Linked DNA regions of Homo sapiens: region 2 is linked to region 1. The links are chromatin loops, found by intact Hi-C in ENCODE. Cell type or tissue: CD14-positive monocyte. All regions are shown on one strand. Each heading gives the region's core, and the rest is flanking DNA. Links, peaks and the distances in the headings are about the cores only. Region 1 has its middle 3.4 kb from the start of CLPTM1. Region 2 has its middle 41 kb from the start of CEACAM20.

The links. Peaks named below come from ENCODE experiments on the same cell type or tissue, not always from the same donor. Only the 100,000 strongest peaks of a DNase experiment are listed, where the experiment ranks them.
Region 2: a loop joins it to region 1, with 7 times the contacts of the local background. A loop is called at or near these places in 7 of 110 quality-filtered maps.

Annotation. Positions count from the first base shown.
Region 1 is chr19:44,949,779-44,954,239 of GRCh38, reverse strand. No RefSeq gene overlaps it. Among named protein-coding and RNA genes, the nearest start is that of CLPTM1, 3.4 kb to the left of the region's middle. In CD14-positive monocyte, for the core only: CTCF peaks have their summits at 2,287 and 2,488 (motif pointing right); a DNase peak (open chromatin) is centred at 2,499; H3K27ac peaks cover 885 bases.
Region 2 is chr19:44,566,438-44,575,686 of GRCh38, reverse strand. No RefSeq gene overlaps it. Among named protein-coding and RNA genes, the nearest start is that of CEACAM20, 41 kb to the right of the region's middle. RefSeq lists a silencer at 8,437-8,637. In CD14-positive monocyte, for the core only: CTCF peaks have their summits at 4,414 and 4,616 (motif pointing left); a DNase peak (open chromatin) is centred at 4,636.

The sequences.
Region 1 (4,461 bases), core at 1,273-3,772:
GCAGTGGCGCGATCTCGGCTCACTGCAACCTCTGCCTCCCGGATTCAAGCAATTCTCCTGCGTCAGCCTCCCATTTTTTTTTTTTTTTTGTAAGTAGAGACGGAGTTTCACCGTGTTGGCCAGGCTGGTGACAAGTGACATCTATGTTTGAGCCTCAGTTTCTCCCCTTTTATAAACCAGGGATATAATCGTACTCGTTCTTCGTCTTCCCGTTTTGCCCCGCTGTGTTATTGGGAAGACGTAGTTAGATGGCGAATGGAAAACATCAGGCCCTGGGCCTCATGCTTAAGTGGTCAATATTTGGAGCGCTGTGATTATGAACCTTATATATTACCTGGAAAAAGAGTAAGCTTTGCATTGGGATATTCTGAATATATAATTATCATTTTATTATCGGTTTCCTCCACTTTCCTCTAGGTCTCAGCCCTGTAACAGTAGCTCTCGCTCTAGGAAACTCTCTCTGAGCCCTTTTCCTATCCTCCCTTGCCCCCTCAGCTCCTCCACCCCATCCCTGCTCACTTTGTGTCATCACTGTCAGGGATGGGTGTGTCTCCCCAACTGGGCAGGCTGACCTGGGACTGTTGTGGTCACTGCTGTATCTCCAGCACTGCCCTGGGGATGATTGCCCTGGGGATGAGGCTCTCTAGGTGCAGAAGGTGAGTGACTTACCTCTCTGAGGGCTAACACAGGACAAGAAGGAACCTTAGAAAACTTCGCTCCTCAGCCAGGCGCGGTGGCTCACGCCTGTAATCCCAGCACTTTGGGAGGCCGAGGCAGGCGGATCACCTGAGGTCGGGAGTTCAAGACCAGCCTGGCCAACATTGTGAAACCCCGTCTCTACTAAAAATACAAAAATTAGCCGGGCATGGTGGCGGACGTCTGTAACTCCAGCTACTCGGGAGGCTGAGGCAGGAGAATTGCTTGAACCCGGGAGGCAGAGGTTGCAGTGAGCCAAGATCATGCCACTGAATTCCGGCCTGGGCAACAGAGCAAGACTCCACCTCCAAAAAAGAAGAAAGAAAAGAAAAAGAAAACTCAGTGCCTCATCCTCACTGTTACAGACAATAATGGTGTTAATAACGATTCTTTGAATGTGTAGGCCCAGTCTTTTAAGTCCAGGGATGAAGTGAATAGACTAAGACAGGGATTGAGGAGAGACTTTGTGGGGTCTGAAGCTTATGTGTTTTGTGGGCCTCTTTTTTTTTTTTTTTTTGAGATGGAGTCTTGCTCTGTCACCCAGGCTGGAGTGCAGTGGCATGATCTCAGCTCAATGCAAGCTCCGCCTCCTGGGTTCACACCATTCTCCTGTCTCAGCCTCCGGAGTAGCTGGGACTACAGGCGCCCACCACCACGCCCAGCTAATTTTTTGTATTTTTAGTAGAGACGGGGTTTCACCGTGTTAGCCAGGATGGTCTTGATCTCCTGACCTCGTGATCCGCCTGCCTCTGTCTCCCAAAGTGCTGGGAGTACAGGCATGAGCCACCGCGCCTGGCCTGGCCTCTTTTAAAAAGTACAAAATTGGCTGGGTGTGGTGGCTCACACTGTAATCCCAGCACTTTGGGAGGCAGAGGCTGGTGGATCACCTGAGGTCGGGAGTTCGAGACCAGCCTGACCAAAATGGAGAAACCCCATCTCTACTAAAAGTACAAAATTAGCTGGGCATGGTGGTACATGCCTGTAATCCCAGCTACTTGGGAGGCCAAGGCAGGAGAATCGCTTGAACCTGGGAAGCGGAGGTTGTGGTGAGCCGAGATCATGCCATCGCACTCCAGCCTGGGCAAGAAAAGGGAGACTCTGTCTTGAAAAAAAAAAAGTACAAAATGACTTGTACAAATTTAGGTAGAGGACCATGGAAAGCCCAGGCAAGTGAGGGGCTTTGAAACTTTCTCCAGCCTCACTGCAACCCCAACTGCGCTCTCAGCTATAAATACAAACTGCTGCAATCTGCTCTCCAAGTCTCATACACTGCAAGGGCCAATGTGTTGGAGCATGATGAGGTCTAAGCTTCTCATGAGAAGTGTGACCTTGGACAGGGCTCCTGTGGAGGCAGGTTCCCTGCAGAGCCTTCCTATGCTCTGTGGAGTGACCAAATAAATTCTGCCATTCCGTCCAGGCTTCGTGGCTCATGCCTGTAATCCTAGCACTCTGGGAGGCTGAGGCAGAAGGATCGCTTGAGCCTAGGAGTTTAAGACCAGCCTTGGTGACATAGCGAGATCCTAGCTCTACTAAAAATTAACAAAATTAGGTGGTGTGGTGGCATCCACCTGTGGTCCAGCTACTCTGAGGCTGAGGTGGGAGGGATGCCGGAGCCCAGGAGTTCGTTCGAGGTTGCAATTAGCTGTGATCACATTACTGCACTCCAGCCTGGGTGACAGAGTGAGACCCTGTCTCTAAAGAAATTAAAAATCATAATAAGTAAAAAATTCTGCCATTCCTGCTGTATGTAAGTCACAGGACAGACCCACTCTTCTCTCCACTAGGGGGCGCAAAATACTGATCAAGGGCTGTGATTTCAGGTTCTAAGGGAGAAAGGGGGCTGGGGATCCAACCTTCTAGGTCCTGAGGAGAAGGGACTGGGGGGTCCCAGACTCCTGAGTTCTAGGGGAAGAAGAATCTAGGGGCCTGGACTCTGGGGGCCCTGAGGGGAATGGGGTTCTGAGAAAGAAAGGAGGAGTCTGAGGCCAGCACCAGGATTGGTTGGAAGCCGAACTGGTCCGGGCAGTGCTTTGGCTTGGCTTGAGTCCGTGGGAACCAAGTGGACACAGCAGGGATTGTTACTCCAGGGTCTTCCCCTCCCCACCACCCCCTGCACTTGGCAGCCTCTGTTCTTCCCAGGCCCCGGGGACTCGGGGGCATTGCCCACAGTCCCTCTCCAGGGCCCCTGTTTTTTACTGGACTCAGCTGCCCAGCCTCAGGACCTGGGAAAACTGCCCCAAGGGTGTTGAAAGCCTGGCAGGAGGTTAATGCCAAGCAGATTAGGAGAAATACAAGCAGTGGATCCCCAGAGACCAATAGCCCCACCCATGGGACTTGGGGAGCAGTACCACCCTGGACTCCCTCAGGATACAGGAATCTTGGCCCCCAGCCCCCTTCATTCATGGTCCCAGCACTGGCCTCCTTCAGACCATGGAGCCTCTGCTTATTTGCACCTTCTGCCTTCTGTGCTTTTTGCTTGCAATTTTTTTTTAATAAGTTTTTCTTTTTTTTTTTTAGAGACGGAGTCTCACTCTGCTGCCCAGGCTGGAGTGCAGTGGCACTATCTCCGCCTCCAGGGTACAAGCAATTCTCCTGCCTCAGCCTCCAGGTAACTGGGATTACAGGCGCGGGCCACCCCTAGCTAATTTTTGTGTTTTTATTAGAGACAAGGTTTCACCATGTTGGCCAGGCTGGTCTTGAACTCCTGACCTCAGATGATCTGCCCACCTCAGCCAACCAAAGTGCTGGGATTACAGGCGTGAGCCACCACGCCGGCCCTAGAGGTTTGTCTTCTTGGGTCCCAGCCAAGAAGTACTGACTTGGGCACCATTCTCCCTCTGCCACGGGACCATTATACACTGATTGCAATGGCACGTTTAAAGTGTCAGCCCAGGCCTGGTGCGGTGGTTCACACCCGTAATCCCAACACTTTGGAAGGGCAAGGTGGGCAGATCGCTTGAGCCCAGGAATTGGAGACTAGCCTAGGCAACTTGACGAAACCCCGTCTCTACTAAAAATACAAAAAATTAGCCAGGTGTGGCAGTGGGCATCCCTAGTCCCAACTACTTGGGAGGCTGAGATGGGAGGATCTCTTGAGCCCAAAAGGTCAAGGCTACAGTAAGCCAAGATCTCACCACTGCACTTCAGCCTGGGCGACAGAGCAAGACCTTATCTCAAAACAAAATAAATAAAATAAAAAATGTGTCAGTCCAGCAACTGTAAGGCAGGAAAATAGGGAGGCAGGGAACATAAGGCCAATTCACTTCAGCTATAACAGGAAACATCCTCTCCGGTAGGCCATAAATGACTTTGTAACTTTTCTTCATCCTCTCCATTTACATAGGGTGTACCAGAAGTAACCAGTGGAAGGGGAATCCTCTAGGGGGAATTTAAACTCCCAAAAATTCTGTAACAGGGCTTTTGAACCCATATGCTTGGGCCCGCTCCCACACTGTTTAGTGTATGTTCGTTTTCAATAAATCCCTTCATTCCTTCCTTGCTTTGTTTGTGCGTTTTGTCCAGTTCTTTGTTCAGGACGCCAAAAACCTGGACACCATTCACCGTTAACAACTGGAGACTGTCAGAGGCCACTGTGGACTAGCTGTGTCTATGATTTGTTATTTTACAAATGAGAAGGCTGGATTTTGGCATGGCGCGGTGGCTCATGCCTGTCACCCCAGTACTTTGGGAGGCTGAGGCGGGTGGATCACTTGAGGTCAGAAGTTTGAGACCAGCCTAGCCAACTGGCAAAACCCTACTAAAAAT
Region 2 (9,249 bases), core at 3,594-6,093, 380 kb after region 1:
AAGTTGTTTTTAGGTTGCCATGGACCCTCAGGTCACATAAACTGAGCATGCCCAGGTGAACCAAGTACGCAACCACAGGGGAACCTAAGCATTTGGACCAAGGAGCAGGGACAGAATTAAGAAGCAGACATAACATGGCAGGATCCAGGAGCCAATCAGATCAAGCCCTGGCATCACCCCATCATGGCAGGATCCAGTCAGATCATGCCTCCTGGCATCACCTCATTGCAAGATCCAATCACATCATGCCTCCTTACCCTATGCTTATAAAAATCCTGACCCTGCCCCCAGTGTTGGGAGCCGAAAAGGCCAAAGGGATCGTGACCAACTCAGCATTCCGCTGGAGGCTATATGATCAAATAACAAACTGTTTATCATGAATGCAGGATGTGGGCAAACTCACACTGCCCTGCCACCAAAAGGTTTGCTGAGGGACATCATTCCCGGGCTCCGGGCTCCTTGAAGTTATCTACTGAGAATATTAGCGCCTATTGCTCAAAGGATGCAATCTCGAAAGCCTGCTGTGAACCAAACGCCCGACTGACAATTACTCGACAATCACTCCCCACTTTCTCACTATCTCTTTTGCCTAATAAATATGGAGGGCCGTGTAAAGCTCAGGGCGCTTGTCCACTAGAGGCAAGGTGCCCCCTGACCCTTTCTTCCAAATATACTTCTTTGTCTCTTGTCTTTTATTCCCATGTTTGCCCCACTTTGTTCAGTCCAATAGGTCCGCGGCACCCCAGCTCAGAGAGGTTACTGCTTTGGGAACTATCCCTAGTGTGCTCTTTACTTGTTGCAAGTAATAAAATCCCCATGCTAAATCCTCTTTGGTTGCAGTCATTGGGTTGATACCTGCCAAGTGTCTGAACCCACCTGATGCGTGGGTAACAACTGTTGTCAAATGTGTGAGTCTCTCTTGGGAAGAGCAGGAAACACCGTGCTGGTGGGCAGCAGTTGCCTGACTTTATCTTCTCACCCCGAAATCCACCCCCTCACTTATTTCAGTGATTTGAAGTGTCATGAGCCTCCCACCACCGGGCCTTTGCTTACACTCTTCTCTCCATTTGCAACACTCTTTATGTCAGGTGGGGATTTGGTTCAGCTGCATAAAATAGAAACTCAAATAACAGTGGTTTAGTTAATAAAGGAGTGTAGTTCTCTCTCATGTAAAATAAGTTGTGGTTGGTTGATCACAGACACGGCTCCGATTCTCTACTCTCTGTATCGAAGCACCTTGTAATGTGACTTTACAGCTTCTCCCACAAACAGGTGGAGCCTGTTTTCCTGTACCCTTGAATCTTGGTTGACCTCATGACTTGCTTTGACCAAAACAATGAGGTAGAAATAATAAAGTGGCAGTCCTGAGCCCAGGCCACAACAAGTCTTGTGCATTTTTGTCTGTCTCTCGAAGTTCCTAGGTTTTAGAGAGGTTTGTTACATGGTGATAAGTAACTGATACAGACATCTCAGTGTGGTCTGGTGACTTCATGGTCACCAGGTACCCATGCTGTGGGATAATTAAGGAATCAGAGGGACCAAGGGGTTGAGGAGGAATTATTTAATTATTTAGGTGCACCGACCCAGTCAGATTAACATCCAAAGGACTGAGCCCCGAACAAAGAGTCAAGCTACCTTTTAAGCATTTCGTGGGGTGGGGGGAGTTCTGTGCAGGGGGAAGCGTATTACAGAAGCAAGAATTAAAAACAGTTATTCAGTTAAGACATGCATTACATTATTTCTTACTTTTCAAGGAATAATATGTTTTACGACTTGAGATTATCTGTCTAATGACCTTGCAGCTGCACAGCTAGAGAAAGAGTCTTCACAATGCCTGGGAAAGGGAGCGATAAGGCTCACTAGCCACAGACAGAAAAACAGGCAGTTAATTTTAAAGGACTCCAGCTGTTTCTCTTCCTCAAGGGGAATTGGGTTTTCTTACATACAACTGAGTTTTTGCTTAGACAGTCTTTAATTTCTTTTGATTCCTGTTCCACGCAAGCTCCTTCTATGTTTCTGTTCCATTATATCAGACATAGCTTCCTTCCTTAAGTCAGTTCGTCATTCAGAATGGCTGCTGGAGCTCCAGTCATTACACTCTTCCTCACTGTCTTTGTCTACTTAATTCTGACCCATCCTTTAGATCACAGATGAAACATCAGATCTTCAGAAGAACATCTCTAATTCTCATAGCATGATGTATTTTTACTACATACCGCTTATCCTTGAAATCTGGGTAACTTGCAGCGTAACTGGCTCTGTCATTTACTAACTGTATGACTTGAACAAATGACTCTTCTTCTCTGAGCGTCAGTTTTTCTATCTATAAAATGGGGACAGCAAGAGATCCTGCTTCATGGAGTGAGAATTAACTGAGATAATTCAGTGTATGCCTGGCGATAGTAACTGCTGAACAACTGGCAGGTAGAATAATGTTTCCAAATTTGAGAGGTAAAACAGTGGAATGGGAAGGACCATGAACAGTGGATCCAGCCTGCAAAGGTTCAAATCCTGGTTCTGCCTCTTATCATCCATGTGACTTTGGGCCAGTGATTCTGTGTCTCAACTTCTCCATATGATAAATGGAGATGATGATAGTTGTATCTAACTTCTAGGACTGTGGGAAAGATAAAATGCGTTCACCATGTAACAGGACAGCACCTGATCATTGGTGAACAGTTTTGTTGTTGTATTTTACACACACACACACACACACACACACACGTATATATACACACAGAGAGAGAGAATAGATTGCTTCTGTTTCTCTGCAGACAGAATATATGTTGTTTCCACTTTATTTCCTGCTATAAACAATGCTGTCATGATTATCCCAGAAGTAAATATGTTCACATATCTATAATGATTATCTTAAGATAAATGTAAGAGGAACGGTGGGGTCAAAGAGAGTGTACATGTGTATGTTTTTGGATGCATCTTGCAAAACTGTTCTCCAGAGATCGCTAGCACTGGGTGTCGTCATTTAAAAATTCTAGGTCGGTGGTTTTCAAACTTCTGTTTTCTTTGTTTCTTCCATATTCATCAAGCAGTACATATTTGTCAACTCTCTCTGCCCCTGTACCTTGCTTTCCAAGTGGACTGCAGACTTTGAAAACCAAAGATCAAGGTGATTACCAAGTGTCCCTTCAGGAGGTTGCTTTCCTTGTTCATTTTGGGTCTTTGGACCCTGCTGGTGGAAATTGCTGCCATGCAGAATCTGAGGCAAAGAGCCTACTTTGATCTTTTATCTTGCTATCACTTGTTCTGATAAGCTCATGTCCACGTCCTTCAAGGCTGCGCAATATCAACCCCTCCACACTGGGTCGCAGGCCCTTAACAAAAATTAACCCAGAGACCAGGCTGGTGTCAATACCTCTGTAACCCCACCTAGGACCAGCACTGCATGGCTGGCGCCTCAGGTGGCAGAGGGGACCTCTGGAACCAGCAGAGGCTGCCTCACCCACCTCTGGGATAAACACAGGCCACACTCCTTGTCAGCAAATGCAGTGCCAAGCATTCTTTCTGGCCAAAGCAGCACTGGGGCTGGACCTTCTGTGATGGCAGAGCCTGGAGGAATCTGTAGAATTGGTAAGACCCAAACTGGTGCCAGTGGACCCTGCCCCAAACTCTCAGTGTGGAATCTGGGGTGAATGGGAGTGGGATCCAGGGAGCAGTACTGATGGGCTGTCTTCTGAGAGGAGGTAAAACCAAAGACCCTATAGAGGGCGGGGCTTTTCAGACACTATTGAACTTCCCCTAGGCCTGGCCTCCAGCTGGGAGGAGGCAGAAGGACAGCTAGACTGGTGAGGCATCAAAGAAACAGGGCTGGCCCCTTGGAAGGTCCCTGCAGAGGTGGTGGGCTTTGGACATGGCTCTGTCTTGCAGGTAACAGTTACGGATCATAATTTCTGATTTTCTTCCCCACTGATATCTCTCACCTGGATTGTTGCAGTCACCTCCTAAATGGTGTCTCCTGCTTCTGCCTTGCCTGGGGTCACCACATATAGCTGTATGGGTTGTGCACTGCACAGTTGCTGGAAGTAGCATTTGCATTAACTACAATGTGAATGGCAGCTCACTTCGTGGAGCTGAGCAATGTTGCAACTCTACCCTTGAGCTCCAAAATCAATGCAATCTGCAGCCAGAATGATCAGAATATAAGGTACATCGTGTTAATCTTTAACTCAAAACTCTCCAGTGGTTCTCTGACTCCCTCAGAATACAACGAAAAGTCCTTACAGGCTGGTGCGGTGGCTCATGCCTATAATCCCAGCACTTTGGGAAGCCAAGGCACAAGGATCACTTGAGCCCAGGAGTTCAAGACCAGTCTGGTCAACGTGGCAAAACCCTGACTCTACAAAAAAAATATAAACATTAGCTGGGCATGGTGGCGCATGCCTGTGGTCCCAGCTACTCGGGAGGCTGAGGCACGACAATCACTTGAACCCGGGAGGCGGAGGTTGCAGTAAACCATGATCAAGCTGGCACACTCCAGCCTGAGTGACAGAGCGAGACTCTGTGGCAAAAAAACAAAAACAAAAACTAAAACAAAAACAAAAAAACTCGTATAATTATCTGCAAGAGCCTGCATGATGTTCCAAACCAGAGCTAATACTGCCCCCTAGCGGGTATTTGACAATGTGTGGGAATGTTCTCTGGTTGTCTCAATGCCTGGAAGGAGCTGCTGCTGTTGTAGTAGGGAGAGCAAGTGGTGTTAAAAACTCCTTGCAATGCACAGGACGGATCCACAAGATGAATAATTGTCTTGCCAAAAATGTCAATGCCAGTTGTAAGTGTGATCTGTCTCTCTTACCTCTCTGACTTTATCTCTTACCTCTTTCATTTTCACTTACTCAACTCCAACCACACTGGCTTCCCTGCTTTTCCCTCAAAAACAATGATCTTCCTCCTGCCTCAGGGCCTTTGCACATGCTCTTCCCACTCCCACAGTTTAACTCCGATGAGTGAGACTCTAGCAGTGGCTGAGTCTACTGTCGAATGCTGCTAAGTGGCCTCTGTGATAGTGCTCTTTGCTTCCTCCCTTTGCCTTCTTCCTGAGCCTCTGCAAGAAGCAGGTGTCTGCTCAGCTGACGATCACATCCATCCCTCCCTGGGCCGTCGAGGGGGCAACGTCACCCTGTCTGTCCAGGGGATCCCTCAGAATCTCATCTCCTACAATTGGCTCCGAGGAGCAACCACCAATCAGGTTACCCGGATCCTCAATTTTAACTTCTTCAGCCATGGCTACACCCTAGGACCAGCCCACACTGGCAGGGAAACAGGCAGAGCTGATGGCTCCCTGATCATTATTGATGTGCGTGCATCTGACAATGGCATCTACACCCTGCATCTCATCTCTTCTGGTGAAAACAGTTGCCATCATGCTATGCTACTTGTCTCTGGTAAGGATTACCCTTGGGAAGCAGCAGGGAGGCTCTCTGGTAGCAAAATTAATAATAGCATTTAGAAAGTGCTTTCTGTGTACTAAGTATTGTATATCCTTTGCAGATAGAATGTCATGGGCTCTTCATTACAACTTTTAGATAAGATTTATGAGTAGGGGAGCTGAGGCTCAGGGAGCGTAACAACATGGCCAGTGGCACCCATGGAGCTGGGATTTGAACCCAGTCTCTGCTTAACCCTAAAGCCCATGTTCTTGAGTACTACGTTACAGTGTTATTTACATTTAAGTATTTAAATATTACCACCCCCACCTCATTATTAAAGTAACAATGCTCAAATCATCCTTCTTCTGAGTAATTATTCTGTATCCTTCCCTGTGCTAATCCTTTTAAGTAATTATCACATAAAATCCTTGTATAATATATACAATATATAAAGAGTTTCTACAAATCAATAAGAAAAAATACTTCAATAGAAAAAAACAGGAGAAAGATTTGGATAATCAGTTTGCAGAGGAAGAAATATAAAAGGTCAATCATGATATGAAAAGATGTTCAATCTCACTAGTAATAAAGGCAGTCCCTTACTCATAAGCCTGTTAAAACTTTTCAAGTGTGATTCTAATCAATGTTGCCAAGGGTGTGGGAAGTGAGCACTCCCAAGTGGTTGATGGGAGTTTAGGGGAAAAACATTTTCTGAGGGCTACTTTGTTTTTTCTATAATAACATTTTGAAACAGTTTATTTGGAAATAATTTCAAATTTAAAAAAGTTGCAAAAATAAAGAGTACAAAGAACACCCGTATGCCCTTTATTCAGATTCACCTAGTGTTAATATTTGTTCTCATTTACTTTATCATTTGTGCTCTCTCTCCCCCTTCTGTCTCCCCCTCCCTCTCTCCTTCCTTCCCTCCATTTGATAGTAAATTACAAACTTCATGGCTCTTTACCCCTAAATACATCAGTATGTATTTCCTAAGAACAGAGATATTCTCTTACATACCCACAGTTATCACCTTCATAAATGTCCAGGGATAAAATACTTTTATGTGCTCTATCATCCATATTCCAACTTTGTCAATTGGCACAATAAAATCCTTTATAGCCTATTCCCCCATCCAGTACAGGATCCAGTCTCTAGTCAGATACTGGATTTTGTGTCCTCTTTACTCTCTTTTAATCTGAAACTTTCCCACAGTCTTTCTTGTTTAAAATTCATCTTTTTAATTTTTTTTTAAAATTTAGAGATAGGGTCTTGCTCTGTCAGCTGGGCTGGAGTGCAGTGGTGCGATCACAGCACATTGCAGCCTCCAACTTCTGAGCTCAAGAGATCCTCCTGCCTCAGCCTCCTGAGTAGCTGGGACCACAGGCATGCACCACTACACTCATCTAATTTGTAAAAGTTTTCTTTTTTCAAATAATTTTTTTTTTTTGAGATGGAGTCTCGCTCTGTCACCCAGGCTGGAGTGTAGTGGTGCTATCTTGGCTCACTGCAACCTCTGCCTCCTGGGTTCAAGAGATTCTCCTGCCTAAGCCTCCTGAGTAGCTGGGATTGCGGGTGCCCACCACCATGTCCAGCTAATTTTTGTAGTTTTAGTAGAGACGGGGTTTTGCCACATTGGCCAGGCCGGTCTTGAACTCCCGACCTCAGGTGATCCACCTGCCTCAGCCTCCCAAAGTGTTGGGATTACAGGCATGAGCCACCGTGCCCAGCCAAAATTTTATTTTTCATTGACATGTGGTCTCGCTATATTTCCCAGGTTGGTTTCAATCTACTGGCCTCAAGAGATCCTCCCGCCTCAGCCTCCCAAAGTGCTGGGATTACAGGCGTGAGCCACCATGCCTGGCCTCTACAGCCTTTCTTTATCTTTAATGGTGTTGCCATTTTTAAAGAATATACTTCCCCATTTAAAAATTAAAACTATCTATCATCATCTACCTATTATCTATCTATCATCTACCTATTATCTATTATCAGTAAGGACTCATTAATTTCTATTTTCTGATGGTTTATAACTTGTTACTGTACTTAATATTTGGGTGCTTAAATTATTCTGAAGTTGACTAGTGGGAGCCCTTTTCATCTCCCTTGGGACATGCTGATTTTTTAAAAACACTCTGTGTCTGGCATAATAAGATATTCAGGGCTCACGTTGTACATATTCTGCTCCTCTCCGGGAATAAGTCATTTCTCTGGAGAGCACTGCTTCCTTTTAGCATGGAATGGTATTAGAGACCAAAGATCTAGGAGCTAGGTGCTACTTGTGTGTCTTTGCTTTTAGGCTCTTTCAGTGGATAGAACTAGAAAAATGTGTGCATGTGTACACACAGACATACACATATGCCCATATATGCACATAATTATGCATATTTTAGAAATCATGCATTTACACCACCACTCCTAATTCCAGGTTCTTTTTTGCTTTTCCCATTTGCATGTCCCTTCTTCCACAGTGAGAATACTGGCTCCCAACATTAACACATTTACTCATTTGCTTAATATAATAATTTGATATATCTATATACATTATAACAGTATAATATATTTAACATAGTCTTACAATTGCATCAGCCATACCACTACAAAAAACAGTTCTACTAAAATGAATTCAGGATTTGTTTGCAGTTCCCATCCTCCAACCCTGTTAAAGACTATGGGTATATAGTAAAATATACGTAAATTACTAGAGTTAGTCCTTTCATTTATTACCCCCTCCTTCCCTGTTTCCCTCCCTCTCACATTTCCTTCCTTCCTTCTTTCCTTCCCCTTCAGTATAATTATAATATTCATTTGAAATACAATTAGGTTAATTTGCTTTAGTTTGTTTTCCTGTTTAATTTTATTTTTTGAACATTTAGAATATTAACGTGCTTTCAAAAGTCAAACCTCGTTATAAAGACATTTCAGAGAAGGGTCACTCCCTCCTATATTCCTTCCACCTTATTTTCCTCTCACCTCTTACGGGTAACCAACTTCATTTCTTCCTGGTTTATCCTTCGTGTGTGTGTGTAAAGATAAATAGCTATGTGTATGTTTCATCATTCCTTCTTACACAACCGATAGCATACTCTATATGCTCTTCTGCAATTTGCTTTTTTCGCTTGACAGAATGTCCTGCAAAGCACTTCTTATCAGGCCATGGAGATCTTCCTCATTCTTTTGTTACAGCAGCATTCCATTGTGTAGAGGTACCATAATTCATTCAGCTACTCTCCTATGCTTGGGCATGTAGGTGGTTTCCAATATTCTGCAGTGATAAACAGTGTTGTAATGAATAACTTCGTGGACATGTGTTTTCATATTGCCAGAGGTGCTTCTTCAGGTGAACTCCCTAGAAATAGGGTAACTGGTTTGAAAAGCAGATCCATACATAAATTGTTAGATATTCCCCATCCCCACTGCATTGCAATGATACAATTTTGCATTCCTACCAGCATTGTGAATAAGTGTATGTTTCTCATGGTTTTTTTTGTTGCAAATGGTTGATGCTTGCTGCATAACTCAGAGGTCCCTAGCCAGGAGATGCTCTGCTCTCCCCACTTCCCTCATCTGTGAGGCCATCCTCCTAGGGTTGTTTTAGGAGAGGCCATCCCCTGTGCCGTCACTGGAGGGGAACATGTAAGCAGCTGAGTAGACCTCTCATGACCATGGTTTGAGGAAGATTTTTTTTTTTAAATTACTGTGATAAAAACAAAGTAACATATATGTTCATTATAGAAAATACTTGCATGCAAAACAGAAAAATTTCATGTACTTCCACCTCCCAAAGAGGCAATTATTAACACTTAATTTCCTTTCAGATTTAATTTGTAAAATCTTTAATTTTGCTTTTCTTTTTAAAATTTGA